2 separate regions of the Homo sapiens genome follow, and region 2 is linked to region 1. The links are chromatin loops, found by intact Hi-C in ENCODE. Cell type or tissue: Calu3. All regions are shown on one strand. Links, peaks and the distances in the headings refer to the core of each region. The heading gives the core; the rest is flanking DNA.

Region 1 (16,199 bases), core at 4,207-8,206:
CTTATTACCAAGGGGATGGTGTGAAACCATTTATGAGGGATTCACCCCCATGATCCAGTCACCCCCCAACCAGGTCCCACCTCCAACATTGAGAGTCACATTTTACAGTAAGATTTGGAGGGGCACAAACATCCATAGCAATGATTAATCATAGCTGTATTTTTAATGATGTTTTTAGATAATCCATAAATTATGTGAAATCAAAAATTCATATAGACAAGTCTTTCAGATGTTTGGATGGATTTTCAACTTTATTCAGATTCTAGCATCTCTTCAACTTGTTATCATAGCAATGCTTTCATTTCTGTACTTAAAAGTGAACAAACAAAACTTTGACTAGTAAGAGATACCATTTTGGGGGGCACCCACTATGTTCTGGTCCCCCATGAGCATTTCTAATCCCCATAATAATGGGGGAGCATGGATTATTGTTCTGATCTTATACAAGAGTAGTCTGAGTTTCATAGATTTTAATTAGTCAAAAAACTAGCTAGTAAGTAGTGGAACTAGTATCTAAATATAGGCTAATCTGATCCTAAAGCCTGAAATAAATGTGTTTGCCATGTCTATAAGGAGGATTTACTGACTTACAGCATTTGTTGAATAATGACTTTTGGGTCCTTAGGTATAAATTTTCAGGTGCTTCTCCCTCACTTACCAGTTGAGGCTTATATTTTTCTGTATTCACCTCCCACTTTCGTTTCATCATCCCTCTTGCCAATGGTGATATTTTGCAGGCATAGTGTAGGGCATACTGGCAATTCAGTGGACTAGCATTTCTGTGTAAACAGTCATGGCTTTGGCCTCATTAGCATTGGGAACCTAGACCACCAGCTTTCGAATTCTAGCTCTGCTACTTACTAGCTGTGTGACTTTGGCATGCTTTACAACCTCTTTATAGCCCGGTTTTCTCATCATGGTATAATGAGAGTAATAATAGTACCTACATTATAAAGAATTGCTTTGACTAGTAAATAGTTAAATAAATGTCTAACACTTTACATATTGCCTGGCATATAATATATATTGACTATTATTTGTGGTAAATGGATCATGATAATTGATGAATCACTTTCATAATTTTTCCATGGGAAAGAATATTAGAGAAGTATTAGTACATTAATTTAAAAAATAGCCAGCTAACTTAATAATTGTATTTGGTAACACTGAAATTGTTTTTCTTTTTCTTTTTTTTTTTTTTTGAGATGGAGTCTCATTCTGTCACCCAGGCTGGAGTGCAGTGGTGTGATCTGTGCTTACTGCACCCTCTGTCACCCCAGATTCAAGTGATTCTCTTGCCTCAACCTCCCGAGTAACTGGGATTACAGGCATGTGCCCCCACACCCAGCTAATTTTTGTATTTTTATTGGAGACGGGATTTTACTATGTTGGCCAGGCTGGTCTCAAACTCCTGACCTTAAGTGATCCATCTGTCTCGCCTCCTGAAGTGCTGGGATTACAGGCATGAGCCACCGTGCCTGGCCTGAAATTTTTTATTAGTAGTTTATCACTAAAATAACTTAGGGTCATACTGCAGCTACTAACATTATCTGTTCACAATTTTGAATGTGTTGTGATATATCTACACAGTAGAGGGTGGAGTGAAAAGTCATAATGTTTAAGTTGTGGTGAAGATGCACTTATTCAATAGTTTGTTCTGCTCTACTTTCTAATGTAGCAAAATATTTGGATTTCTAGGAAAGAGTTAAGAAAACAGACATATATCAGTGATAGAAAAGAAGGTCTTGGCTGGGCGCAGTGGGTCAGGCCTGCAATCCCAGCACTTTGGGAGGCTGAGGCAGGTGGATCACAAGGTCAGGAGTTAGAGAACAGCCTGGCCAACATGGTGAAACTCTGTCTCTACTAAAAATACAAAAATTAGCTAGGTGTGGTGGCACATGACTGTAATCCCAGCTACTCGGGAGGCTGAGGTAGGAGAATCATTTGAATCTGGGAGGCAGAGGTTGCAATGAGCTGAGATTGCGCCATTGCACTCTAGCCTGGGCAACAAGAGTGAAACTCCATCTCAAAAAAAAAAAAAAAGAAAGTCTTTTATTTTTCTTTTTAAGTGTAAGTAAGCTTTTAATTACCCAAATTTGATGTCTAGACTTTTGTCAAAGCCATCTCAATTGCCAAGGAAATTTAATGACAGGGAGCTTAGGAAGAGATTTGTCTAGTTGGGAAAGTCTAAAGAATCTGTCTAATGGAGGCAGAAATTTACATGGATAATATAAAACAATATATTAATAAAACATCCATCACATTTGCTTGAAATTATATTCAAACATAAGTGTTTCTTATGTTCTGGGATTTCAGGGGTTATCTACAAAAATTCTACCTGGCCTTGGTCCCTTTCTTGCTATTTCGTATTGGAAAGGGGATGTATCCCTTTGAAAGTGATGAACTAGACCGGGGCTGGCAAATTATGGTCCCCAGGCCGAATCTGGCTCAACACCAGTTTTGGTTAATAAAGTTTTACTGGAATACAGCCATGCACATTCATTTACATATTGTCAGTAACAGCTTCATATTCCGACAGCAGACTGAATAGTTGCAACAGGTGCCGTGTGGCCAGAAAAGCCAAAAATATTTACTATTAATATATTTTATTATAAAAAGCTTGTGAATCTAAATTCACACATAGGAGCTTTCTTCCACTTTGTGTTATGTACTATCTCTTTTGAGAATATTTTCTCCTCTAGATTTAATCAAAGCAGCAATAGTACTGAATAAAAATGCCTATTGTTTCATATATGTTAGTCTTTTCCATTTCATTTAGATTATAAACTTTCATAGTGTGCATAGCATTATAGGAGTATCCTTCTTATATAAAATATAAAATATTACAAATGTAGTCACCAGGCATAGTGGCTCATACCTGTAAGCCCAGCACTTTGAGAGGCCAAGGCATGTAGATCACCTGAGGTCAGGAGTTTGAGACCAGTCTGGCCAACATGGTGAAACCTAGTCTCTAGTAAAAATACAAAAAACTTGGGTGTGACGGCATGCACTTGTAGTCCCAACTACTCAGGAGGCTGAGGTACAAGAGTTGCTTGAACCTGAGGTGGAGGTTGCAGTGAGCTGAGATAGTGCCACTGCACTCCAGCCTGGGTGTATTAGTTTTCACACTGCTGATAAAGACATTCCTGACACTGCGCAATTTACAAAAGAAAGAGGTTTATTGGACTTACAGTTCCACATGGCTGGCGAGACCTCACAATCAAGGTGGAAGGTGAAAGGCACGTCTCACATGGTGGCAGATAAGAGAAGAGAGCTTGTGCAGAGAAACTCCCATTTTTAAAACCATCATATCTCATGAGAATTATTCACTCTCATGAGAACAGCATGGGAAAGATTTGCCTGCAAGATTAATTACCTCGCACTGGGTCCCTCCCACAATACATAGGAATTCAAGATGACATTTGGGTGGGGACACAGTCAAACCTTATCATTCTGCCCCTGGCCCCTCACAAATCTCACGTCCCCACATTTCAAAAGTAGTCATGCCTTCCCAACAGTCCCCCAAAATCTTAACTCATTTCAGCATTAACTCAAAAGTCCACAGTCCAAAGTCTCATCTGAGACAAGGCTAGTCCCTTCTGCCTTTGTGCCTGTAAAATCAAAAGCAAATTAATTACTTCCTAGATACAATAGGAGTATAAGAATGAGGTAAATACACCTATTCTTAATGGGAGACACTGTCCAAAACAGAGGGGCTACAGGCCCCATGCAAGTCCGAAATCCACTGGGGCAACCAAATTTTAAAGCTCCAAAATGATCTTTGACTCCATGTCTCACATCCAGGTTGCACTGATGCAAGAGGTGGGTTCCCATGGTCTTGGGCTGCTCTGCCCCTGTGGCTCTGCAGGGTAAAGCCTCCTTCCCTGCTGCTTTCATGGACTTGCTGAGTGTCTGCAGCTTTTCCAGTGCAGTGTGCAAGCTGTCAGTGGATCTACCATTCTGAGGTCTGGAGGATGGTGGCCCTCTTCTCACAGCTCCACTAGGTGGTGCCCCTGTGGGGACTCTGTGTGGGGGTTCTGACCGCACGTTTCCCTTTAGCACTGCCCTAGCAGAGGTTCTCCATGAGAGCCCTGCCCCTGCAGCAAACTCTGCCTGAACATCCAGGCATTTTCGAACATCCAGGCATTTTCATACATCCTTTGAAATCTAGGCTGAGGTTCCCACACTGCAGTTCTTGACCTCTGTGCACTGGCAGGCTGACACCATGTGGAAGCTGCCAAGGCTTGAAGCTTGCACCCTCTGAAGCCACAACCCAGGCTCTATGTTGGCCCCTTTCAGCCACGGCTAGAGCAGCAGGGACACGGCATCAAATCCCTAAACTGCACACAGCACAGAGACCCTGGGCCCGGCTCACAAAACCACTTTTTCTTCCCCAACTTCCAGGCCTGTGATGGGAAGGTCTGCTGCAAAGGTCTCTGACCTGCCTTGGAGACATTTTCCCCATTGTCTTGGTGATTAACATTTGGTTCCTCATTACTTAACACAAATTTCTGCAGCCGGCTTGAATTTCTTCTCAGAAAGTGGGATTTTCTTTTCTATCGCATTGTCAGGCTGCAAATGTTCCATACTTTTATGGTTTGTTTCTCTTTTAAAACAGAATGCCTTTAACAACACACAAGTCACCTCTTCAGTGCTTTGCTGCCTAGAAATTTCTTCTACCAGATACTCTAAATTATCTCTCTCAAGTTCAAAGTTCCACAAATCTCTAGGATAGAGGCAAAATGCACCAGTCTCTTTGCTAAAACATACGAAGAGTCACCTTTGCTCCAGTTCCCAACAAGTTCCTCTTCTCCATCTGAGAACACCTTAGCCTGGATTTCATTGTCTATATCATTATCAGCATTTTGGTCAAAGCCATTCAAGTCTCTAGGGAGCTCCCAACTTTCCCAAATTTTCCTATCTTCTTCTGAACCCTGCAAACTGTTCCAACCGCTTCCACATTTTCGGATATCTTTTCAGCAGCACCCCACTCTGCTAGTACGAATTTACTGTGTTAGTCCGTTTTCATGCTGCTGATAAAGACATACTCGAGACTGGGCAATTTACAAAAGAAAGAGGTTTATTGGACTTACAGTTCCACCTGGCTGGGGAGGCCTCACAATCACAGCAGAAGGTGAAAGGCATGTCTCATATGGCAGCAGATAAGAGAAGAGAGCTTGTGTAGGGAAACTCCCAATTTTAAAACCATCAGATCTCATGAGACTTATTCACCCACTGAATGGGTGAATACTTACCCCCCACCGGGTCCCTCCCACAACACGTGGGAATTCAAGTTGAGATATGGGTGGGGACACAGCCAAACTATATCACTGGGTGACAAAGGAGACTCCATCTCAAAACAAAACGAAAAACCTACACACACAGAAAGTAGGAAGTGTGACTTAAAATATTGAAAGGAACAATAATTCATCTCTTGTATGATCAGTTTATTTTGTGAAACTATGAACAAATTTGTTGAAGCAATTTATTGAGGTAAAGCACACTGACCTACAGTTCATATGACTTCTGAAGAAGACAAATACAGTCTTAAAGCATTAGGACAAATATACAAGCTATAATGAACATCATCTAGTTAGCCCAAATTTAGTGTAATTAAAAAGCCTAGTTATTGATACTGACATTTTCATTTATTTGGCCCCGTGTTTCTATGCATGGTGTATGTTTCTATTTCTTTTATTTTTAATCAACTTTTATCACATTTTCTTTCACATTTGCTCATTTTTAGTCCTTTTAGTCATTATTTCCATGGCTCTGCATTTTTTTTTTTATTCTTTTGGTTCTGTCTTAGCTTGGAGTCAAAAATTGAGATCAGCACTCAAGTAGAGCACTCATCGGTGCAAGAGTGATAGTGGGATTACCTTTTAACTCATGTAATCTTGTGAAGAGGCACTGTGCATCATCATTATCATCAGCAAATAAAATCCACGTAAAGGCCATCTCTCCAAAGTCTGCTTTCTCTTTTTAAAACTAAATTTGAATAAACATTGTGGGTAGAATTTATCAGGAGCAAAGTTCACTGAGAGTCAATCTTTTGTGAGGATTTTCGAACTTTCTATCATTCATTTACAGGTAAGTGTAGTTTACCTGCTCTGGGGAAATGATGTTTATTATTTAAAAATCAGAAATGAAAGAAGAAACCCCAAAGTAAGATGATTTATTTGCTTTTTGGTAAACTCGATTCTGTTTTGTAACATTTGAAACATGGATTTTATGAGTGAGTCTATTAAAATGTATACTCCCTCTAGTGTGTGTTAATCATTATTTCTCTGCTGGGCCTACGGATTACCTGTCTGCATTGTAATGCAACATTCCTTAATATTTACAATAGAAATACCAGTGGTTCATAAGACATCTCATATTTCTGTGAACAAAATGAGATTTACAAGAAATAAGGACTTGTCTGTAGAAATACATTTCAAAATATTAAAGTCCTCATAAAAATTCCTAGATTTATTTAAATCAGTATTGATTTAGACTAATGAAATAAAATATCTGACCCCAGTGATTGTACTTTGATGCTCCAAAAGGTAGATGAAATCATTGCAAGTACAGTTTTAGTATAAATATAAACAGAGCAAAAAATAGGTACTTCATTTATAATTGTGTTCAATGCATCAGACATTTATTAAGTCTCTACTTTGTGAAGGTCCTTTTCAGTTTCTGGGGGAAGGAGAAGGGGAAGGGATGTAGAGATGAAGTCAGATCCCTGTCCTTGGGTGAGGAGGACTGAGACAGACATGAGCACCTGTAACTATTTTTTTAGAGTGTGAAGATCCATTACTATAACATAAAAGCAGTAAGTGATCCCGAAATAAGGAGATGATGCCAAACCAAACTCAGGCCATGAGATTTCTAGCTCTGCCAAGTTCTTATCACTATTGAGAGGTCAGTCTTATAAATATTTGAGTAGAGAAGGAAAGGGGGAGGGTATGGAAATTGCCTAAATTTAGGAGTAAGAGGGACAAAGGCCCTTTTAGGAGGAACTGTCCTACTGGAGTCAAATTTAATCATTGAATCCTATATGGAACTCAGAGTACTGTTCAAAGAGTACTGTTCTTGGGTGCTTATAGAATAGTGAGGGAGAAAAAAATATAACTGGTTTCCCAAGCTACACTGAAGGAAAATTCGGTTGAGCCCCTGTTTCACTACCTGATCTATTCTGGATGGAATGTGCTCTAAGAATTTCCACGTTTCTTTTTTTCAGCATCCTTTTCTTTACTGAACGTTCTTAGCTTCAGCCTTTCTACTCACTTCTCAACTTCACCAAACTGTATCCCCTGTTGACTTTTGCAGGAAATCTATCACATTAAGTTATATATTTATTGAGGATTTGGAGGGTCATGGCTGTGGGATATGATGAGGTTTCTCTTTAAATAACCTGATCAATCTTTTATTCTTTAATTCATAGTACCCCCCTCCTTTTCTCCTTTTCTCCTTTTTGCCTTTGTTAGATGCCAGGCATGCCACAGTACCAGGTATAATCAGTACCAGCTCACATTCCTTTCCTTATTTGGAAAGAGGACTAACTTTCTAGCTCATTACAGACACCCCTTACCCTTTCCTCTCCACTTTCTTTTACGTGCCCACCTTATCTAAAAAAAGCAAATGTTTAGCCAACCGGGATTAGTTTAGGTTGTATGACCCAACCCCAGCCAATGGGGAAGGGGTACAGGGGCAGGACTTGCGTCAGGAATAAAGGCTCTCGTGCCCCCTTGTTCAGGTGTGCTCTCATGGCGACTGGCCAAGGAGGCACCCCTCTGCATAGAAGTAAAATTGTTTGCTAAGAATCCTTTGTTCGAGTGTTCAATTTCCTTGGGAATTTTGAGCATTATTCCTAACATAGGAAAAGAGATCATACCATTGAGCCCTCTTATCAGCCTCAACTCCTGTTTTCTCTTCTCTGTTAATCTCTATTGGCTCTCAAAAGCTACAGCTCCTAATACATGTTGCTCTCTGACTCACCTAACAAATCCCATCCAGCAAGGGTAGTCTAGTCTTCTTCTCCACAAAAATGCTGGTGAATATTTCTGAAATTATTCTTATTGTTAAATAAACAATACAGGAACCACAGAGGAGGTGGAGAGAGGAAGAAGCAACACAAAGGAAATTAGTTGGAAAAAAAAAAAAAAACCCACAGATTTAAAGTGTCTAATTGGAGCATAGCGATTACAGTGTATGTCACTTAAAGCTCCATAATAGATCTTACAGCAAAATTCTGATTAATCTCATTCCAACTGTGTAGTTGACAATAAAGCATCATTCCAAAGTATCCTCATTATTTCCTGGTCCAGGAAAGTATTGCTTAAAGAAAAGAGAGGACATTTCAGAAACAAAACTGTAGTCTTGACATTTGAGAATAAGACATACAACTGGCAAGAAATGCAAGCTATCTATAGAATCAATTAAAAACAAGATTATTAGGAAGTCATGCAATTGTTGTGGTTGGATATTAAAAAACTCATTTTTCTCTACTTTATAAACATGACAATAATTTTTTAAAAAGCAAATGCACATATTTATATATGTGGGAGGTAGAAAATATATTTTAATATTGCACATTATGTGTATATAAAAATTGGAACAAATTAGTACTTACAAAAAAGTATTTAAAGGGCAGAATCTACTATTACATTTCTTATGTCTGTGTACATACTACACAATATTTCTTAGTAAAATGTGCTATGAAACCATTTAAATAAAACTAGGACATTGTTTAATATCTAAGGAAAAGTAACACATTTTTACCAGATGGTTTAATTCATAAATATTTCACAATATAAACAAAAAAAATGTTTAACCTAAAGTTAGTCTTGGGATCTAGTCCATTTTTTCATTTGTTTGGAATGCTATTTAAATTCAAAATGCTTTGATGTTACCTGAATTTATTTTACATAATTCCAGATATTGGGCAAATTATTTGAGCAGCTGAATGACATTATCACAGATTCTGTTTCTATCATTCTTCTCTGCCATCCTCACGATGTTGGCTTTGGCCTTAGACTAACTTCCTCCCTGCTCCCAAGATGTCCAGAGCAGTCCTAGCCATCACATCTGTATACAACAACAGGAAACAAAGGATTTTTTCAGAAGGGTGGAAAACTTAGAAGCCCCAAGAACACCTTTCCTACCATCTGACTGGCTAGCTATGGCTAACATATATACCCCTAAATCAATCCCTGGCAAAAGTAATGGCGCCATTATGTTTGAGTCTAATCAGGATCGTCTTAAACCTGTGCATACAGTCACCCTCTCCAGAGTTGCTTGGAAAGAAAAAAGACATGGAAGGTGAATCGGTCTTGTAAAGAAGAGAAAAAAAGTGATTTGTTTGGGAAGCCGACAGTGTTTTTTGGAGAAAAATTGTATCAGACTTTAGGCCAGTGGTTCTCAATCTTAGCTGCACATTAGAATCATCTGAGGAATGTTAAAAAATATATTGATTTAACTGGTCTGGAGTTACACTATAGCTATTGGCAATAAACACATCCTTCTGGTAATTTTAATATGTAAGTTTGAGAGCTACTGCTCTAGGTAAATTAAAAATAGAATAAAGAGACAAAAACCTTCATCAATCTGCACACATTTAGCTTCTCAAGCAGTTTTGTTTATGAGCTCTACTGAACATTACCTGAAAATTAACCATTGACTAGCAGGGCAGAATTTCCAACACAAGATCTTAGACCACAGTTAATTTGCCAGACTGAAATGGTGCTCACTGCCATATTCATGGTACTTATTACAACAATGTATGACAGTAGGGTACTTAAAGTACCCAGATGACTTTTATGGTCAACCTGAGTTCTAGTTTTATGTAAATATAGGAATACAGTATTAGTCCCATTTTTGTGAGAAAAACTGATTTGCAAAGTGGCTCTTAGTGGAAGAGACAGAACCAAAGCTAATAGTATTATCCTAACAGACAGGGTTCCCTCATTCTACTGTTGTTAGTAATTTTGTTATTGTATTTGAGAAATATCATTTGTTTTGGCTAAAGCAAAGCTTTATAATAGCTACTATTTATTGACAATTTGCTATGAACCGGGAGCCGTACTAGGTGATTTATTCCTGCCCCAACTTTTATTTTATCCTCATGACACTCTTATAAAGTAAATATTACTTTACAGATAAGGAAATTGGAACCCAGAGAGTTCATTATTCCTCCAGTGTCTCTTATTAGTTCATTTCTCTGGGATCTGTATATGCCCATAATGCTGTGGGTTACATTGCCATATATAATTTGTTGAGTTTATCAGTTCAACAAATACCTATTGGTTGACTTATAGCTGATAGGTGCTGGGCTAGGCTCTGGATTGGATTGCATTTTCCCTCTACATTATAATTTACTTTTTTTTTCTTTCTTTAAGAAGTAGGTTTACAGCAGTTGATTTGCAGTTGCACCAAACACTTAACATCTGATCAAAGAACGATTGAATGAAAAAATGAATTCAATATTTAGATTGTGATAGTTTGTAGTTGCTCATATTACAAAGACTAATGAAATTTTACCTTGCCAACAATTTGCTATTCCTTAGGAACATCAAATATAAAAATAAAAACATTTTTAAAATGCAGCTTAAAGTATACTCCCAGATAGTTTCAAGCAAATACTGAGTTTCTAGTATGTATGTCTTGAGTTGTTCTGACACTCCATATTACTGTTTTTAATAAAAACAGCATTCTTATTGAGAACAGATAATTGGTCTGAACAGCTGACATTTATTTAGATACTTGATTTAGAATGTTTTCTACTGATTGAAAGATAAGGGGAAAATAAACTGGGCCATGGCTATTCAGGACTGGCTAGTTTAGTTTTTCATAGAGATAACATTTTCCAAATTACTGAGATACGATATTGAAAATGAAGGGCAACCTTCTTGTTGGGTGAAAGTGTTAGAATAGCCCTAATGCAGAATCTCATTAAAGCAACTGTCAAGATTCCTCTATTTTGCCATCACCTCCCCTATTCTGTAAGAAGCAACTGTCGTTTTGAGTGAGTGTACTGCCAAAGAGGCATTTACAAATAAATGAAAAAAGTCACAATTGATTTCACTCCTTTTAGAATACTGTGTGTCAGCTTTGTCACAAACTGTCTTTGCTACTCTCTGTTTTAGATCTCCCAGCTGGACGTTCAAAATAGCTTTTGATGTCTTAGGGCGTCTTTTATTCAACCCTAGGTAAGCCCTCTATTGGTGACCTTTTATAAATATTTGTAAAGCTGTTTGAAGTGTTAGAGAAAATGAAAACCCTTTCTCTCTGTAACTGCTGTTTTTGTAAAATAGCATCCAGATGTCAATTGTTTACATACATATTTTGTCACCTGGGGGAATTGTTTCCATTACAAAACATTGTAAAATTTTATAATAATATTTCACATTCTCTTCCCCAATACAATGGTTTGTTATTATGCTTAATTTAACAATAATGCAAATAACAATATTACTTGTAAATAAGACATGGCAAAGTTCTTCCTGTATTTTGAAAGAACTGAACAAGTGTCTAAATTTATCTTGAATAAATAAGTCATATGATTTATATGTAATATCAATGATACACATTCATTGTTGCCATCACTATAAACCAGTCCACCAACACTACTGCCATCATACTAATGTTATTGAAGACTTACACTGAGCCATATGCTTTGCTAAGCAATTCTATGTATTGTAGAAATGTATCACAAGGGTGTTTGAATCCTAAATTAATATGGATTTGGAAAAAAGACAACTAATTAGAAATTGCTAGCAATTGTTTTTTATTATGGATATTAAATTAAAGGGAAGCAAATCTTCATATAATTATACTGTAAGAGATTTTAATCAGTATAATTAATTATAGATCATGCTATCATTTGTGATTATTTAGCTTGCTACCGTTGACTTGAAAGATCATGGAATGGACCAATTAACAATATTCTATTTCTCTTTGAAATAGCGTTTTAAGCAGTTCATTCATTCAACAAATATTTATTGAGCACTATTAAGTGCCAGGTAGTTTACATTGAAGACATGATTGCGAAGAATATGTACCTACTCTTGAGGAGTTTAAAGTCTAGTGAGAGTCAGGAAAACATACAAGTACAACATAGTGTGATAAGTGGAACAATAGCGACAGCATGGAATACAGTACGAGAAATGATGTGGGCACCTAAGCCAGGCTAGGTATGGCTACTCAGGGAGTGATATGGCAGTAGAATGTGGAAGAATAATTAAATTTTGCAGAAAGGGACAGATTGTGAATGTCCTCATAAGCCATATTTAAGAATTCAGATATAATCATGTACAGTGGCAGTTAAACTGGAAAGATTCATATAATATTGTACAAAGTCAGGCTGGTGATATTCTCACAGAGCCATCTGACCATGTTTAATAACTAGGAAAGCAGCCTATTCTTCCTCTTTCACAGCTATATAAATGGAATATATTTCCTAGAATATAAGAGCTTTGTGAGCAAGAACCTGGTCTAATTTCCTTGATTCCCCAGGATCTATTGCAGTACTTTACACAGAGGCTCTTAGTATTTATAGTGTGGAATGATACAGTTAAATGTAGACATCTAGAAAATTGATAGGTTGCCCCAGCAGAGGCTCCCTCAGAGGTTGACTATTTATAACTATATACTCTTTTTATCACTGATCAGTTGTCACAAATGGCAAAATTCCTTTCCACATCTCCTTTTTACTTTTAGATTCACAATGAGAGTCTTGTAAACCAAAAATAAAATTCTAAGTCCCCAGCCAATTGAATGGGCCCCTCCTGTTGGCCCACGGCATTCCTAAGTTAACCGTAAAAATTAGTTCCAGCCAGGATGGGAAGTGGAGGTTGGACCTGCCTCATTATATTATCCAGGTTTTGGAATTTAGGCACAGCTGGCCAGCATTTAACATTCAAGCAGAGAACTCGAGACTGACAATGCAGACTCTTTGTAGCAATAAGATACCAACATGACAGCTGGTCCTAAAAGAAATTGAAGTATTTTACCCAAAATAAATTTACTTGACATATTTTGAAATGACTCTGCAAAGCTGTCCCTAATGGGACAGAAGGGGAAAGGAAAAAAGACCTTCCCTTTCTAGGTGTCTTTCCTGAACGAGGAGAGAATTAACTAAGATTCTGGCATTTTTTTAAGTTGGATAAGAAGCATTTACAATCTATTCTCTCTGAAGCCTGCTACCTGGAGGCTTCATCTGCATAATAAAAACCTTGGTCTCTATAACCCCTTATCTTAATCCAGACCTTCCCTTCTATTGATTCCAGGTCTTTGGATAAACTCTTTCAACCAATTACCAATCAGGAAATCTTTGAATCCATCTTTGACATGGAAGGGCCCATTTTGAGTTGTCCTGCCTTTATGGACTGCACCAATGTACATCTTAGATACATTGATTGATGCCTTATGTCTCCCTAAAATGTATGAAACCAAGCTGGAGCCTGACTACGTTGGGCTCATGACCTTTTGAGGTTGTGTCACAGCCATGTCCTTAACCTTGGCAAAACAAACTTCTAAATTTATTGAGATCTGTCTTAGATACCTTTTTGTTTGCAGTCTTCATCAAAGAAAATCAACATAAAATGCAATTTTTCAAATAAACAATCTAATAATATGTGTCAGTAAAATCTATGTAAACAAACTAAAGAATTGAATAAAACTAAGACTAAGTAAAGACAATAATTTTCAGCAAAAGCAATAACCAGTATGTCCAATATTTATTTAACTCTAGAAAATATATACTCAAATACATTACAAAAGCTTTCTTTTACACACACAGAGATGAAATGATAGCTATCATTAAATTAATCATATATTAGAAGATAATGTACCAAGGAGATAAATTTGATTTGTTTTATAATAAATTGTTCAATGAGGAGCCTTTAAAAATTATGGTACTATAATTCACAAATCACAAAATTATTTATTTTAATAGTATATATCATTTTATAGTGTGGACACTTTTGGTTTAGTTTAACCCAGTGTGGATTCTGTCTTTCTTGCCTTTGTTAAGTTCTTCATTCTAGAGACTTACTTATGACCTGCCTTTCTGGCGTTATTTCTTTAAAATGTGCTATCTTATGGTCACCTTACTGACAGATTTGTCCTTGAAAGCAGTAGAACATTTCTGCGAATTTATTTTTGTTGTGGCCACATCAAATTCTGAAAGGACCGTCAATACTCATCCAAGGCACAGAATAGTATATCAGCTCTCATTTTTTTAAATTGGTCTAAGGATCACAAACTAATAGTTTCAATAAATCCAATAATTTTGGTAGGTCACTTAAAGCATTGTTTTCCAAAATGAAAATTTCTTTAAAAATTAAAAACCTAGCTATATAGAATATTCAAGCAATAAAGAAAACATGAACAAAGATGCCAAGAGACATAGAGCATCTGTCAACCTCAGAGTTACTGATGATTGCCCTGTTGTCCACAGGGTAATTGTAACATTTTGCCAAGAGAGAATTAGGAAGTTCTGGAAAAAAAAAAAAAAAAAAAAAAAAAAAAAAGCTGCCTGATGTTTTGAAACAATGGGCATTTATCTATCTTGCTATCAGTTAAAATACAGGGTAAGAATGGTCAAATATTAAAAAGACTAATGGAGGAGTACAAAAGTGGCAGAAGCAAGTAATAGAACTGGGAAGTGTTGAACCAAAAGTTCACAAAATAGAATTTATTCTAGTAAGAGGGGGAAAAAAAGCAGATGAGGCCAGGTCTGCCAGTAGGATGTGTAAACATCTGTGAGCTAGGCGTCAGTGAAGGGCTGGCTTCTGGCTAGCTTCTTGCTGGGCCAGGTGGTGGTAACTGTATGCAGCAGAGACTCCCTTGTTTTGGGGTCATTTCCTGTGCTTATTCTCTCTGTTGGTTTCCTTCTTTTGCTTCCACCTCCTCATTCTGACAGCACCTGTTCTATAATATTACTTTGGCAGGCAGCCTTAATGTACATTTTAACAAATTCTCTGTGCCAAGTTTTCTCTTTAAGTTACTAAAGGTAATTGTTAAAAAACTTTCAAAGCAAGTGGGATAAAACAAAACTGTGCTATGAAGGCTATAACAGTCAACTATACTACTAGCCGGAAGACTTCTTACGAATTTTACACACTACATTAGAAGCTGGCTTGTTGACAAGAAGAACTTTAATAGTTTTTTATTGTCTCTACAATGGGGCATAAATTTACCTCACTTCATGCTAACATGCCCTATTTGACTTCTGTTTTCCTTTAATAAAGCTATGCAGATTTCCAGGGACTGGGACAAAAGCAGTTGATTTGCATTAGGACAAAGCATTTTCCCAATGATACAATGTGACTCTTGACAACCTGTTGCCTTGGAGACTAAGAACTTTACATGTGAGTTTTCCTAATGATAGGTATTTTTAAATTTATCTATATAAGATTCAGTAGGATTTTCTTATCTTAATAGCTACTGCGCAACTATGTACCTTTTGCCATATGGAGGTAGAAGGGGAGAATTAAAACGCTCCTCAAAACAGGGATGGCACAGTTCCTGTTTGGAACATATTAGATCTACTGGAAGTAAGGTTTTGCATCCAGTAGAAACAGAGCTTTTCTCACATTATTTCCTCTTACCATGTTGCTCTTCTTTAACTCCAAACTCTTAAACTGAATATTTATCCCTGAAATATTAAAATTCAGGTAACATTAATTTCAAAGAAACCTTTTCTGAAGCCCCTTTCTCTCAATACCTATTATGCCACACTTCACATTCAATTTAATTTTAATTGGGAATGAAGTGAGATATGAGTTATCAAGAGAATTTTCTCACAAATTCTGTTAACAGATTTTTTTGATTGCCATATATCTGAATGACGTTTCTAAAAATTTTTACATTCCAATTTATGTTCTTCTAAATTAGAAAATTGGAATGTGTGACAACATAGCTTGATATATGCTAAAAGCACAGGTGTCAGAAAGATGAAAGGTGATGGTTAAATAACATGAAGGTTAATAGTCAAGGAATTTGATAGCTTTATAAGTAACACATATTGAATAAATTGAACGTGGGTTAATCAATCATTCAACATATTCTAAGTGTGTAGTATGTGCATGAAAATACACTGGATGCTATGAAACATTTTTTTAAAAGCAGTTAATCAAAAAGCATTAACTTGGCTCCATTTATGATTTTTATCATTGTGAAATGTAGAATTCAGTATGTTTCTTCCTACACAA
Region 2 (16,199 bases), core at 6,061-10,060, 540 kb after region 1:
ATATTTTACTGCTTTTGAGACAGGGTCTTGTTCTGTCACCCAGCCTGGAATGCAGTCTTGTCATCACAGCTCACTGCAGCCTCCACCTTCTGAGCCCAAGCAGTCCTCTTGCCTTAGCCTCCCCAGTAGTTGAGGCCACAGGAATGTGCCACTATGTCCCCACTAATTTTTTTACTTCTATTTTTTATAGAGATGGATCTCCCTACATTGCCCAGGCTAGTCTCAAACTCTTAGGCTAAACCAATGCTCCTGCCTCTGCCTCCTAAAGTGCTGAGATTACAGGCATGAACCATTGCACCCGGCCCAGTCTGTTTTTGGAAGGATTTGTTCCTCAAGCTTTTTAGCAGTTTAAAATAACGCTTAAAAATTATCTATATTAGGCAACTACATCCGTATTTGTCAAATCAGTTGTTTAATTTTTAAATGCTATTTAACTAATAAGTGATACAAATGTTTTCATAATCCTAAATCCTGCTGAGTTACTCTGTGACACTGCAATAATTCAGCTGTCACTTAATAGTCAAAATTCTGTGATGGGTAAAACAATGTGAAGTTCAGAAATCCTGTATACCCAGGAACCAGGTTCATCCCAGGAATTTATTCCAGTTCTCTTCAACCTGTCGTTGTCTAGATCTTATATAGACTCTCTTTGGAGGCAGCAATCAAAAGCAAATCAGTTTATGGAGTTGGATTGTGAAGATGGTGGTATTGTTGGTGTTAGGATAGAGATTTGCCATGAAGAAAATAGTTTACTCTTGGGGAAAAGAAGAAAAAAAAAAAAAGAAAAACGACAACAAAACCACCAAGACAACAGGTTCAAACAATGTAGTTTCTTAAGAAATCAAGTGATGATGCTCACTTCTCTAAGTTCCAAGTCCAGGATATGTTACTTATTTGGGATTGTATCAGTGAGGAAACAGATCATATACTCAAGCTGAGTAAAGATGTAGGCAATTTTAGGCAAAGTGCCTCAGGGCTGGCATCCAGGGCGCCTTAACTGCCCTCTCCCTAAAGGGCAGGGGGCAGATGAAACAGTCTGAAAGGAGAGTTAGGTAGAAGACATCACTGGAGTAGCCGTGGCCTTGAGTCAGGGACAGGGTCAACTTTCTGTGACTTATCAGGGAGGAAGCTTGGGAAACAAACACTCTGACCTCACTCTCCTCCTGACCAGTGATCTCCAACTCTTGGCCCTCATTGGCCAAATCCAACTAGCAGCCAGAGTGGAAGTGATCTTACTCATGTAGCTCATACTTGTTAGCTTCTCTGGGAACAAAGCAGCCTGAAGAAGGGTGGAGCTGATCTGGAGGGGCCAGTGAAAACTCTCTGCGTAGAAATCCTTCCCGGTGGAGCTGTTTGTAAAACTCCAACAAAATTGGCTTGGTTTTCATCAAAACTCCAACTAAACTGGCTTGGCTTTAAGTAGAAGGAAGCTTTTTTGTTACCTTAAGATATGATTAAATAATGCGTAGTTTGAAAAGTACTTCATCTAATCACTTATTGATTTAAAAATTCATTTTCGACAATTACATATATTAATAATATATCAGAGTAAAAAGTGAGAAAAAAAATTACAAGTCTTCTAACCAACATTTAAAAAGAAGGAATAGTCACTATGAAGGCAGCTAGGAGACCTGGAAATTCAAGTGACTTTGATGTCAGAGCTGAATTTGAATCCTGGGCGAGACATTACTATTGAGACCTTATGTAATTTACTTACCTGGGCACTGTGCTGCTTGATGGACCCACATTTAGGAGACGCTTAACAACCTAGTGCTTCTATTGTCGTCGGGACTCCCTTGCTGAAGTCTTACTATAAATCACTGGGAAAACAAATAATATTCATTTTAGTATGCTGCAGAGCTTTGTAATCTTGCTCTAAAACTGTTAATGCCTATTATTAGATTCTTTCAGAGTCAAAAAACAAAGTGAGCTGATTCTACATAGAATTTGCAAGGGGATAGTCTTTAAATTTTTAGATAGCTATGACCAGATTTAATGATCTTGTTGAACCATGTCAAAAGACATACAAGGTATAGTAATCCCAGTTTAAATGGAGGATGTCCTACCAGTCCCATCTCTGTCACCAGTGAAGAGAAGCAAGCCTGTGTAATTCAAGTCATTTTAGACACATTTATGTTTGAAACAAGGAATGTAAGAGCAGGTGTCACAATACAGTTTTCAACATATGGTAAGCTCTTCCACTGCAGCTGGCTGCAATCCTTGTCAAAGGTCATGGAGAAAAAAAAGAGAGTCAGAAGTCACTATGAGCTTTAAAAGCACATTCAGGAAACTGCACTGTTATAAACCGTGTTCACTGAACCCGAGAAAAACCTAGCCCTTTTATCAATAATGTAGAATGAATTGAAAGCTGATTCTGAATTTAGTTATGTAAGTTTCCATATAGCTGTGAGCAACAGAGATATAGAGAATTGAATCAAGAAGGTCAGAGACCCTCTCACATAACGGTATTCGGTCTTAATGTTGCCATCAAGCTCCAGATATGAGTGAAAGGATGTATAACGGGAACAGTGTAACCGAATGCACTTTGAGATTCAACCAGTTAGCCCCTTCAGTGTCTGTATTCACTGCACTGCAGAGAACAAGTGGAAATCCTGAAATGTAGCCACTCTGCAATCACTGAAACAGGGTGACTGTTCCACCACTCTCCAGAACTAGGTGTGTGAAAGGAGAGGTTGATGAGACAGATCCACATTTCAGGGAAAGACACGAGTTATAGTAACCACAAACAGAAAATGACATTGCACGTACTATGAGGACAGAAGTAGTTAGGTTACCTGTCACCTTCTCTGAGGAGCCTTTCCTAACCCTCCAAGCCTGGGTTAGGCAGCTTTCTTGAGTGCTCCTGGGCCTCCATATCACTATCATGTAGTGCTGTGTGTAGTTGCTTATCTAAATTGTACACCAAACCGGAAGTTCCATGAGGGCAGGGACTGTCTCTTCAGTGCTCTATCCAGCACCTTGCACTGAGACTGCCACAAAGTAGATGCTCAGTACCTGCTTTTTCAGCAGCAGAAACAACCAAAAGTGCTTGTAACTGGAAAAGAGGGAAAACCCTTGTGGCTGTTACACAACTGCTCTTTTACCCTGAATGGCTTATGGTGAGGTGGGATTGTTTCTTGGTTAGTTTGGATGCTTTTCCTGGAAGATATTGTTAATAAATTCTTGTTTAAAAAAAAGTCTTGCATTTAGAGTTTAATCTGACAGGAAGGAAGTGTATCCACTCTAGATTATCCTTGATCCTTGCCCCTATCAAAGACCTTGTCAGGCTTTTCAGTGTCTGGCTACAATAATCCAAAAACAGGTGAGATGTCGCTTGTGAACACACATGTAGGCAATCTAGTGTTTGCCCACAACAGAGACAACAGCTTTCCTGATACCCATGTTGTCATTTAACCAAGAATCAATAAATTAAAAGGAAATTTGGAGGCATCCTGTAAATCTTTGTAAATGTCAAGGCCTATCTAATTATTTCCCTTTGATTTTTAAAGTTAATTGCCTAAGCACTCAATACTGAATCCTCAGTTTGCTAAAAGAAGGTTGTGGATTCCTATTTTTGATCAAGATAGAAATATGCTGAGTTTTCTTACCTTGTAAAATGCTCTCTTAAAGATTTAAATGTAAGACCTCAAACTGTAAAAATCCTAGAAGAAAACATAGGAGACACCATTCTGGACGTGGGCCTTGGGAAAGAATTTATGACTAAGTTCTCAAAAGCGATTACAACAAAAACAAAAATTGACTAGTGGAACCTAATTAAACTGAAGAGCTTTGGCACCGCAAAAGAAGCTATCAGCAGAGTAATCAGGCAGCCTACAGAATGGGAGAATGTATTTGCAAACTATGCATCCAACCCAGGACTAATATCTAGATTTCATAAGAAACTTAAACAACTCAACAAGCAAACAACAACAACAGACATTAAAAGGTGGGCAAAGGACACAGACACTTCTCAAAACAAGACATATCAGCGGCCAACAGACGTATGAAAACAATGCTCAACATCACTGATTATCAGAGAAATGTAAAATAAAACCACAATAAGATACCATCTCACACTAGTCAGAATGGTTATTGTTAAAAAGACAAAAAATAACAGATGCTGCAGGGCTGCAGAGAAAAAGGAATGCTTATACACTGTTGGTGGGAATGTAAATTAGCTTAGTTACTGTGGAAAGCAGTCTGGAGATGCCTCAAAGAACTAAAAGCAGAACTACCGTTTGACCCAGCAATCCCTACTAGGTATATATCCAAAAGAAAGTAATTTATTATACCAAAAAGACACAGCCACTTGTATGTTCATCACAGCACCATTCAAAATAGCAAAGACATGGAATCCACCCATGTGCCTATCAATGGTAGATAGGATAAAGAAAATGTGGTATATATACACCATGAAATACAATGCAGCTAAAAAAAGAATGAAATGAAGTCTTTGAAACAACATGAATGGAGCTGGAGGTCATAATCCTAAGTGAATTAATGTAGGAATAGAAAACCATATACCACATGTTCTCATTTGTAGGTGGGAGCTAAACATTGCGTACTCCTGGAAATAAAGATGGGAATGAGAGACTCTAGGAACTATTACAGTCGGGGGAAAGGAAGGTGGGGCAAAGGCTGAAAAACTACCTTTTGGGTACTGTGTTCACTACCTGGATGTTGGGATCTTTTGAACCTGAAATCCTTAGCTTCATGCAATATGCCTATGTAACAAACCTGCACATGTACCCCTGAATCTAAAAGAAAAGTTGAGCTTGTAAAACAATAGAATAAAAAATTAGTTTTTACACTTCTTACTCCTCACAGGAATGGATGATTTTTAAAAGTTATAGATGGACATCATTTGAAATAATTTAAAAGTTATAGAAATAAAGGGTGATATGAGAGAAGAAATTTCAGAACTTTCTAAAGTATATGCATAATATTCAAAGACTCAAGAGAATTAAAAACAAAACAAAACATTGAATGTTGTGATAGACCACCTCAAAAGAAAGGCATTTGTGAAGATTTGGAGAGATAAGGAGATTCTTCCATTCAGTGTTGTCTCTCGCAAACTTGGGAGGACGTCTCTTGGGGTTCTCTGTGACTGAGGATGAGTGCAAAGTTTAACTTAGGTCTTGCTATCAAGTTCACTTGGGAATAAAGTGAAAAATTTAGCATCAAAGATAGCAAACTCTGGTAGTGAAAATGAAAATGAAAGCTTTTGAAGAAAATAGTCCTGGAGATAAGATTTATAATTTATTGGTTTGTAAACATTGGTCGAGTTATATTTTAACTCAATAAATAACCATCTGGGACGCAACATTTGCAATCAGAATACCTTTGAAAAAGTATGCACTTGGTATCTTCCATGGAAAACTCAATTGGGAGCATGGGTTCCTCTAAAATAGATCAACCATTAAGAAAATTGCCAGCAATTATATGTTGGTTAAATTCCCCATACGCCACTTATGTTTTAATTGTTTGGGGGAGGAGAGAGTTCCAAAAACTGTATTTTAACAAAAATTAATTCAAGATGGATTAAAGACTTAAACGTTAGACCTAAAACAATAAAAACCCTAGAAGAAAACCTAGGCATTACCATTCAGGACATAGGCATGGGCAAGGACTTCATGTCTCAAACACCAAAAGCAATGGCAACAAAAGCCAAAATTGACAAATGGGATCTAATTAAACTAAAGAGCTTCAGCACAGCAAAAGAAACTACCATCAGAGTGAACAGGCAACCTACAAAATGGGAGAAAATTTTCGCAACCTACTCATCTGACAAAGGGCTAATATCCAGAATCTACAATGAACTCAAACAAATTTACAAGAAAAAAACAAACAACCCCATCAAAAAGCGGGCAAAGGACATGAACAGACACTTCTCAAAAGAAGACATTTATGCAGCCAAAACACACATGAAAAAATGCTCACCATCACTGGCCATCAGAGAAATGCAAATCAAAAGCACAATGAGATACCATCTCACACCAGTTAGAATGGCAATCATTAAAAAGTCAGGAAACAACAGGTGCTGGAGAGGATGTGGAGAAATAGGAACACTTTTACAGTGTTGGTGGGACTGTAAACTAGTTCAACCATTGTGGAAGTCAGTGTGGCGATTCCTCAGGGATCTAGAACTAGAAATACCATTTGACCCAGCCATCCCATTACTGGGTATATACCCAAAGGACTATAAATCATACTGCTATAAAGACACATGCACACATATGTTTATTGTGGCACTATTCACAATAGCAAAGACTTGGAACCAACGCAAATGTCCAACAATGATAGACTGGATTAAGAAAATGTGGCACATATACACCATGGAATACTATGCAGCCATAAAAAATGATGAGTTCATGTCCTTTGTAGGGACATGGATGAAATTGGAAATCATCATTCTCAGTAAACTATCGCAAGAACAAAAAACCAAACACCGCATATTCTCACTCATAGGTGAGAATTGAACAATGAGAACACATGGACACAGGAAGGGGAACATCACACTCTGGGGACTGTTGTGGGGTAGGGGGAGGGGGGAGGGATAGCTTTAGGAGATATACCTAATGCTAAATGACGAGTTAATGGGTGCAGCACACCAGCATGGCACATGTATACATATGTAACTAACCTGCACATTGTGCACATGTACCCTAAAACTTAAAGTATAATAATAATAAACTAAAATAAAAATAAAAAATAAAAATAAAAATTACAATAAAAAATCTTAAATCTATCAGTTTTCAAAATATTGTCTTAGGCATTTTATGTAATTCTCTGCAAAAGTATAAATTTTTATTTTTAGGATTCGAACATAGAATTATTAGACCTTGTGGTGATTCGGTGAAATAAGGAATTGTAAAACACTATTAGGTTAGCTTTTATTGCATATAATGAGAATCTCCTAGATGATGTAGAAATCATTAAAACTTAATTGTATAACTGCTGGACTTGTCTCAAAGTGTCTTGAACTGATAAGCCTTCCTAATCTTCTAGTGTTGCTTCAGCTCATTGATGAAGTAAAGTGGCTGGCTTTTAAAAATTGATAACCTTATTATAATTACTAAAGTGTAGCACATTCTGTTTGCCTAAGGTGTTTGAATGAGTCACTACCTATCAAAGGAAAATTATGCTATGGTATAGGGAATCCCAACATGTCAAATATGCAGATACTTTTTAATAGACTTATATTATTTCAGTTGACTTTTTAATGTTTGTTGATTGAGAAAGCATGGTGAATTACTTTGAATGAATTGCTTTGGATGAATTTAGTACCATATTAAAGTAAATACATATTTATTAATCCATCACTAATATTTATTTGAAAAATAAAAGTACATAGTAAATATATTAATAGTATAACATATATTTTGTATGTGAGTGAATAATTTTTGCAGTAACTGTGCTTTCCTATGTTTGTGAATTTGTTGACCTATTGCTCTAGACCCTTTTTAAGACATACGATCTCAGTGTTATAAAATAGATGTCATTCAAGATGTTCTATTAGTAGGTTGAAGATGTGTCTAAGAACAGTGACCTTCCTGTGCTGAGGACTTAGCTGGCTTCTCTTGATGTTACAACAGTGCTAGGAGGAAGCCAGTTAGGTCCCTTGAGTGCCAGTTAGTGCACTGCAGGGGCAAGCACAAACACTGACTCACTTTCTAGGTAAGTGCAAGTGTCTCCTAAAGTTCTCAGTCAATAAATAACACATGCCAATTAATGCCACAAAGCGTGTCTGACTTGTTTTGGTGTAAAGAATGTTTTTCAGCTCTGTTTTTATTTCTGACTATGCTAAGATATTTTAAATATGTGCTATTATAGGTCATGTATTCCTTTACACGAATTTTTGGAAACATAACCTTATCATTGGATTTTCAAAGGCTACTTTACAAAGTTGTCTCCATTTGCTTCTATTAAATTATAAGTTAATATGGAAGTCATTCTTTTCTCTTTTTGTTATGTCAGTTGTGTGCATACAGTTTTTCATATATTTATATATTCACACATATTACCCTTACATACCTCTGGGAGAGTATAACACATTTGTAACACTCCTGTATAAAATATTATATTTAAACATGTTATCTCATGCTGAACATGCTTGATAAGTTTAGTGTGTGAGATTGTGTACCGTCCCCAATTAATTGGTTGTATCAGTTGACTGGGGAATGTTATTGGGCCAAATGGACACAGCCACCAATGCCTGGTATCAAAACAGCTTAGGGTATTTGTTGGAAGGAAATGATATTGCAAAGCATTTGAAGAAAAATGAGAGAAGCAGAAACAAAGGATATTAAAAAAATTGTAGCAAATTTGAGCAATGAAAAACATGAAAAGAGATGAAATAACTAGTTATTTAATTCCCCAGTGACTTCTTAAGTCTGGTCCTCACCAGAGTTTCAGTATTAACTCTCTGGTATTTTTTTCATATCAACTGCTGTTTTTAACTATATGATGTGGCAGTCATATATTCTGTCTTTTCTAGGATTGTTTCCACTTCACATATTCTTTTTTCCCTATAAGCATATTTGAACTTGTCGGAATATATGTACATTTTGTGGTTCAGAAAATATGGTCACAGTGTAAAACCCACAACATCAAAATAAGCTCTAGAGTTTGCCATGGAGTCTTTACATTAGTTGCCATTCAGGACTGTTGAAAGAGTTCTACAAGCTTTACACAAAAAAGGACAGGCTAGTGTTGTGATTAGGAACTGGGGAGTCATGTATCCTGAATTCACATGTTTATCCTGCCATAGGCAAGTGACCTAACCTTTCAAAATCTTAGTTTCTTTATCTGAAAATGGGGATCATTAAATAACCACTTTCAAAAGGTTTTATTTAGATTTAAAGTCATGATGTAAATTCTTAATAAATGCTAGTTGTTATTTTTATAGTTATCTTTTTAAAATTAGACATCAAATATTTGAATATGAACATTTGAGGACATGCAAAATTATCTAGCTATGTCTAAAATGAAAAGAGTCATCTTTAAAAACGTTTGGCAAGAATTTTATTCCCTCTCTTGATTCTATATCATTGTATGAGTTACCTCTGCAACTTAAAATGGAGGGTGGCTTATCCATCTTGAACAGACATTACTACTAGACTTCTCATTGTTACATGTATCATTAGGAGATGTCCAATTGCTTTTCTTTCTACTGAGTATAACTATATCCTAGGTTAATTATTGAAAAACGGGGTGGGGGGAGGGGGGAGGGATAGCATTAGGAGATATACCTAATGCTAAATGACGAGTTAATGGGTGCAGCACACCAACATGGCACATGTATACATATGTAACAAACCTGCACATTGTGCACATGTACCCTAAAACTTAAAGTATAGCAATAAAAGAAAAAAAACGAAAAATGGAAAAGTTAATAAATATTTAAAGAGGCAAAAAAGTCACTCTGCTTTTTTATAAATGATTGCAATGAAAATTTATATGCATGCAATTTTGTTTTATTTTCTTTTAATTTCTTAGGCTAGATTTTAGAAATGAACTATAAATATAGACATTTCAAGAACTTTGGTATGTCTTCCTAAAGTGTTGTGCCCATTCATACTGTTTAGAGTGTGCCAGCCTTGCCACAAATCTGTTGGCACTCAGTGATGTTTTAAAATATCATTAAATAATTTTTAGGCCAAATGTATAAATTGAATACCACAATTGCCTTCTCTCCTCAGTTACTAATGAGACATTGTTTGATTAGTGATTTTTTGTAATGCTAATATCAGATTTGTTTGTTTTATATCTGAAAGGGTTAAACAGGATCAAAGTTTATATTGTTTGCTGTTAGAGTTGCCTTGAAAAAATTTTATTTGGCCCTCTAACAAAGAAGTGATTGCAAAAGTGGTGATCTTACAACTTTGAGATCAGTTGTGGCAATACAGAGCAGCTCTATATTTCTCTTCTAAATCATCATCGTAAGTTATATAGAAAGTAGTCATGTAGACAGTGTAATTCAGTAGCTCCAAAGAGAGGTTACCACGGTTACCTGGAACATCAGACAGGAGGTTTGTTCCTAGGCTCATTTTACTAATACAATTACTTGTCTGAATTGAAGTGAAAATGTTCGAGTGTTATTTTTTTAACCTTGTTACTGGCATGAATTATATTTTCATTTATTCTGAAGTATTGTGAAGAATGTATTTCAAGTCTGTTCTACAGTTTTATGTCAACTAAATCCTTTGCAACATCCTTTGACCTACAGCTGAATTTTGGTGTTTATGTTCAGTGTTACTCAAGAGAAGAACGGAGTAGAAACTAGTGGTTATTGTGGTGCTGAATACTCATTATTTTATTATTAGTTTGATGTATTCCTTATAAAAGACAGTAATTCGAATGGAATGATCGTCATAAAAAGAAAACCTCAGTTAGGACTTCTTTCACCACTTATTGAAAACTGCAAGCCCCCTCCCCTACCATTTGCACCCCATTTCCTATGTATTCAGGGTTTTTCTTTCCATGCACCATCTCACACACTGTATACATGAAACTTTCCTGTGTGTTTGTTTTTTGTTTCTCTCATTCTACTAGAAGTGAGTTCCATAAGGGTGGGGATTTTAGCTTTTTTTTACTGTTCTACTCCCTATGTCTAGAAGTGACTGGCAGCACATAGTAGGTTCTCAATAGCTGTTAAATTAATGAATGAATTTACCAAAAATTATGTTTCTAGAAAATGCATCAAAGAACAAGATGAAGCAGGTATGATTAGATTTTTTAGAATAATTACTAACCTTTGTTTAACTTTTGACTCACATGTCTCAGGTATAGCAATCTAACGTAATGCTAATCAAAGCTATTAACGTGAGGATATATTTGGTGATATGTAAGTTATTTTAGGCCAGATTTACTTTATTTATCAAAAATATTCTCAAAGCCCAATTTTTAATAGCTGGTAAATATAAGACGTTAAAGTTAAGATAATCTAGCATCCTGGGTACTACTGTTTTGTATTTCCTCCTTTTATTCAACAATTTAAATTGTTGTTATTGAATTTTTTTGAAATAAATACATTAACTTTCCAGTCTTTGCAACTGGAGTACATCGAGTATTATTTATTCAAAAAAAAATTGTGGTTTGAACATTCCCTAGATACTTGACTATATTAGGGAGTTACTGTTAATTATTTTAGGTGGATAATGATACTATAGGTATATTAAAAATAGTCTTTGTCTTTTAAAATTACATACTGAAATAACTATGCATAAAATGATATGGCTGAGGGTTTTTGTTATTTTTTTCAGTCTGAGGGGAGAGTGGATAGGAACGTGCATGGGAGTAGACTGATGATCAGTGGTGCTAGGGATGAGTACCAGGGGTGAATGGTTGATATATTATTCTTTCTACTATTATGTTAGTTAAGTATTCTTCGTAATAAGAGAAAAAGGAGGAGTAAGGAGATGAAGAGCAGAGAAGGAGAAGGAGGAGGAGGAAGAGTAGAAAAGTGGAAGAAGACAAAAGTATTTATGAAAAAATAAAATAGGTGTTAGAGAGATACGTAAGCAATTCCATATAAAACAATGGACGAGACAGGGACAGTTAACATTATTGAACACTAATATATGCCAAGCACTGTTCTACCTCCTATAATCTTAGCAATAACCCTATGAGCTGGGTTTTATTATTACCACCATTTTTCAGATGAGAAAATTGAATTTCAGAGTGGCTAAGCAACTTGTCCAAAATATAAGTGGTGAAGCTGTCAAACAGTCACTGAACCTAAGACACAATTGTAACGTATGCTATTATTTTGTGTATCTCTAAGAAACAGAAACTTAGAATTTTTATGTTATACTTATTGTAAGATCTCTTTTAGTCTGCTTTATGCAAAGCTTATTATGTTGTTACATATCAGTCTTGTTTATATATAAAAAGGAAACTACAAAGTAAATGAAGCTCTTTCTAAAACATTTTACATTCAGAGGATGACTCATTCAAATCTTTTTGACTCAGAATTTTTAATGCCTGTATTTCTCCATGCAGTGTCACCCTCTGTGCTATTAACAAAATAGTGATGCAATTTTCATTAAAACAATGTTCCATTTTAGTCCCTGGGACTTTCTTCCAAGCCAGTGGTGGCCATTCTGCAAGTTTTGATACTAATCATTTCCTGAACTTACCAAAAGATATCAATGGAGGGTTTTCAACAACAAACAAGACTCCTCATTCTTCCTAAAATGATCTTTAAATGGTTCAATAACTTGAAACCTGAGGGACGAAAGTTGTCTAGTCAGGCCCAGAATAATAACCAAGTTAATGCATGCACAAACAAGTAAAATTGTGTCACAACTGACACCTGAACTATGGTAACTGTAAAAACTAACTACGAACGCACAGATATTAAAATAGAAAAAAAGTCTAAAAATAGATAAAATAAGGTAAATTGATTAGCTGGGTAGTAGGTACACAGGTGCTCACTACTGTGTATAAAATAATATGTCATAACAGGCCAGGCATAGTGAGTGGTTCACGTAATCCCAGTACTTTAGGAGGCCGAGGTAGGGGGATCACTTGAGGCCAGGAGTTCAAGACCAGCCTGGGCAACATGGCAAAATTCCGTCTCTACTAAAGATACAAAAATTAGCCAGTTGTGGTGCTGCAAGCCTGTAATCCCAGCTACTTGGGAAGCTGAGGCACTAGAATAGATTGAACCTTGGAGGTGGAAGTTGCAATGAGCTGAGATTGCGCCACTGCACTCCATCCCAGGTGACAGGTGACAGGGACTGTCTCAAAACAATGAAAATGAAAAATGTCATAAGAAAAGATTAGATGAGATGTGAAAGACATGTTGGGTCTTGCTTCTGCCAAATCGTGTATTTCATGCTTTTTTTTTTTTTTTTTTACTTTATTCTAGAGAAGAATAGGTGTCTAAAGACAGTTCTTAAAAGGGGCAGAGACTAAACCAGATATGCTCGATTTTAAAAGATAACTCTGATAGCAGTGTGTAATATAGACTATTTCTCGCTGGACACAACATTAAGAAGTAAGAAAAACACAGAAGGCATCAAAGAAAAGGGGAAGTTCATTGACTATCAACAGTGGGACTGGGAAAATGACGACCCTGCTAATATTTCATGAATAAATATTGGACATATCTTGGCTTGTTACTTACCTCATCTTTCTAAAAGTCAAATGTATAAAATATTGTTTGATCTCAATGTGTTTTGATATCTAAATGTAATGATAATTCTGTTTCTTTTAGAGTTTCTGGTTGTAAGTTGGAATGTAGTCCAATATCTAGATATAATTAGGGAACAATTGACACAATTATACTAAATAAAATATTTAGTTTTGAAATCTATAAAGCATACACTCTCAAATGCAAATACTTTAAAGGTACTGTTTATGTGCAAAGATATTGTTCAAATATAGTTCTATAGCACAAGTGATATGTGTGTGCAGTTTTGTAGTTTTTCAGTATCAAAGTCCCATGATAATTGGCATATGGTGTTCTATAATAATACATAATAACATATGATGACTGTAATTAAGTGCAGTGACTTAGACTTTGTCTTTTAATGACCCTCAGTGGATACTGAATGAAAGGTAAATTAAAGGTTCATTAAGCTGTGTTCAATAGAAAAAAAATGTTTTCAAATGGCAGATGTACTGTGAAGTTAAATGAATTTTATTCAGATCTGCTCTTCTGTATTTTTTCAAATGACAAGCCTAGTCTGAAGTATTTGAAGTGTTTTAGGAAATTTAAAAAATGAGCATTTATTTCAGCTTATTTAATATTTCAAGCTTTAAATGTGTAAAACGATTGGAGAGACCCTAGAAATTTGGCTGTTTCTACATCAAAGTGGCCTTTAGTGTGGCTTTGTTTGACGTTCTAGTCTGTGAAAGGAAAAGAAAAGCAGAAAGGAAAACAACAATAATGTACACAGTGAAGTTAAACAAAACATCTGGAGCACCCAGTATTTTTTCCGTGTATGCTAGCCAGCATTTAAATTTAAAGTCTTGTGTTTCAAAATATGTATGGGAAATCAGAAAAAAATCACAGGCAGAAATATTTCTAACTTTGTTTCTTATGCATAAAGCTGTCAAAAAGGCATTTAAAATATTTAAAATGTAATGAATTTGAGCTTTTTAATATATTTACCATTCCATTAGCATTATTAAACAGAAGTATAAAGGCAATGCTATTTATATAGTAATATCATAAATATACTATAAATGGCATGTGAATATTTACTAATAGAGGCAGCTGCTCTTTTAAAAAAATTGCTTGTGGTTCTGATATCCTATATATAATGTTTTACTTTTTTAAAAATATAATCATTATGGGTGTGCATGGTTCTTTTATTAGGAAATGCATGTATACGGAAAAAGAAGAAGGAATCTTTACCAATGGACTACAGGAAGTGAAAGCAAAACGTTTCCCTACCTGAAAGTTTCCTTGTGTGAGACTGGAATATATAGTTTTACCTCTGTACACCATTTTTGCTCTAGCCTATATGGACTACCTACACTCATAATGAGAATAATGATCAAATGAAGGAGTTCGGTTTTGTTTTGTTCTTTTCTTTCTTTTTTTTTTTTTCTTGAGACAATCTCACTCCGTCACCCAGGCTGGTGTGCAGTGGCATAATCTCTGATCACTGCAACCTCTGCCTCCCAGGTTCAAGCAATTCCCCTGCCTCAGCCTCCTGAGTAGGTGGAATTACAGGCATGCACCACCATGCCTGGTTAATTTTTGTATTTTTATTACAGACGAAGTTTTGCCATGTTGCCCAGGCTGGTCTCAAACTCCCGACCTCAAGTGATCTGCCCGCATTGGCCTCCCAAATATTGCTGGGATTACAGGCTTGAGCCACTGCACACAGCCAAATGAAGGAGCTTTATCTTACGTTTAGGAAAGAAAGTTGTAGCAAAATGCAGCGCAGCAATAATAAGAGTATGTAATAATTTTAAAAAATTATTTAGATATAAATTAAAAACCATAAAATTCACTCATATGAAGTGTGCAATTTGATGGTTTTTAATTTATTCAGTTACAAAACCATCACCATGATCCAATCAGTTGTAGAACATTTCATCGTACCAAAAATAAAGTCCCCATTCATTAGCAGTTACACTGTCACTCCCCAATTTCTCCAGTTTTCCTGCCCCAGCCCCATGCAACCAGTAATCTTTCTGTCTCTATATCTGCCTATTCTGGACTTAAATGTAAATAAAAGTATCCAATACGTGGTCTTTTGTGACTGACTTCTTTCACGTAGGAAGATGTTTTTGAGATTCATCCATTTTTTACTATGTATCAGTACTTAATTCATTTTTATTGCTGAATAATATTCCCATGTATGGATGTATCACATTTTATTTATCCTTCCGTCAGTCTATGGATATTTCAGTTGTTTCAACTTTTTGGCTACTATGATTAATGCTGCTCTAAAACATTTGTGTACAAGTGTTTGTGTTATGTTTTCATTTCTCTTGGGTATATACCTAGAAGTAGAATATTGGATCATATAGTAACACAATGTTTAACTTTTTGAGGAAACCTCAGACTATTTTCCAAAGCAGCTGCACCATTATACATTCCCACTAGCAACGTATGGGGTTCTAATTTCTCTAATATCCTTTCCAACACTTATCATCTGTCTTTTTGGTTATTACTACCTTAGTGAGTGTGAATTGGTTTTTTATTGTGGTTTTTACTTGTGTTTTCCTAATGATTAATGCTATTTAGTTTCTTTCCATGTGCTTATTAGCCATTTGTATATCTTCTTTCGAGGAATTTATTTTCAGATCATTTGTCATTTTTTAAATTGGATTGTCTTTGTATTAACAAGTTGCAAGAGTTCTTTAGATAATCTGGACTCAAATATTTTATTAGATATATGTTTTGAAACTGTGTTCTCCCATTGGTGGGTTGCCTTTTCACTTTCTTGATTATGTTCTCTGAAGCACAAATGTGTTTTTGTTGAAATCCAGTTTATTCATCTTTTTTGTTGTTGTTGCTTGTGCTTTCTGCAATAAAGTTTTAAGAGAAAGAAATGTTGAAAAAGTATGCTAGGTCTTAAGTATATATTTTGAAAAATTTTTCTAACATGTTTTTGGATAAAGGCATCCAAATTACTAACTATCTGGGTCTAAAGCAGGAGATTCGAGATATTGACATAAACAACTCCATATCAAAGAATGATTTTTAATTTTTGGAATAAGATATAGACTAG

Evidence for each region. A loop is a pair of places that touch in the nucleus more often than their neighbours do. Peaks named below come from ENCODE experiments on the same cell type or tissue, not always from the same donor. Only the 100,000 strongest peaks of a DNase experiment are listed, where the experiment ranks them.
Region 2: it touches region 1 in a loop (2.0-fold over the local background); 1 of 110 quality-filtered maps calls a loop at or near these places.

The regions. Positions count from the first base shown.
Region 1 is chr3:174,525,492-174,541,690 of GRCh38, forward strand. It overlaps a transcript of NAALADL2 not described here. Among named protein-coding and RNA genes, the nearest start is that of NAALADL2, 330 kb to the right of the region's middle. RefSeq lists enhancers at 12,661-13,608, 14,954-15,468. In Calu3, for the core only: a CTCF peak has its summit at 5,901; a DNase peak (open chromatin) is centred at 7,690.
Region 2 is chr3:175,063,479-175,079,677 of GRCh38, forward strand. The region is part of intron 1 of NAALADL2 (N-acetylated alpha-linked acidic dipeptidase like 2); the gene reads left to right. It overlaps NAALADL2-AS3 (NAALADL2 antisense RNA 3), which reads right to left. Exons shown (of 4, transcript NR_046390.1): 4 at 15,834-15,993. Among named protein-coding and RNA genes, the nearest start is that of NAALADL2-AS3, 44 kb to the right of the region's middle. In Calu3, for the core only: no CTCF peak of the experiment used is centred there; a DNase peak (open chromatin) is centred at 7,663.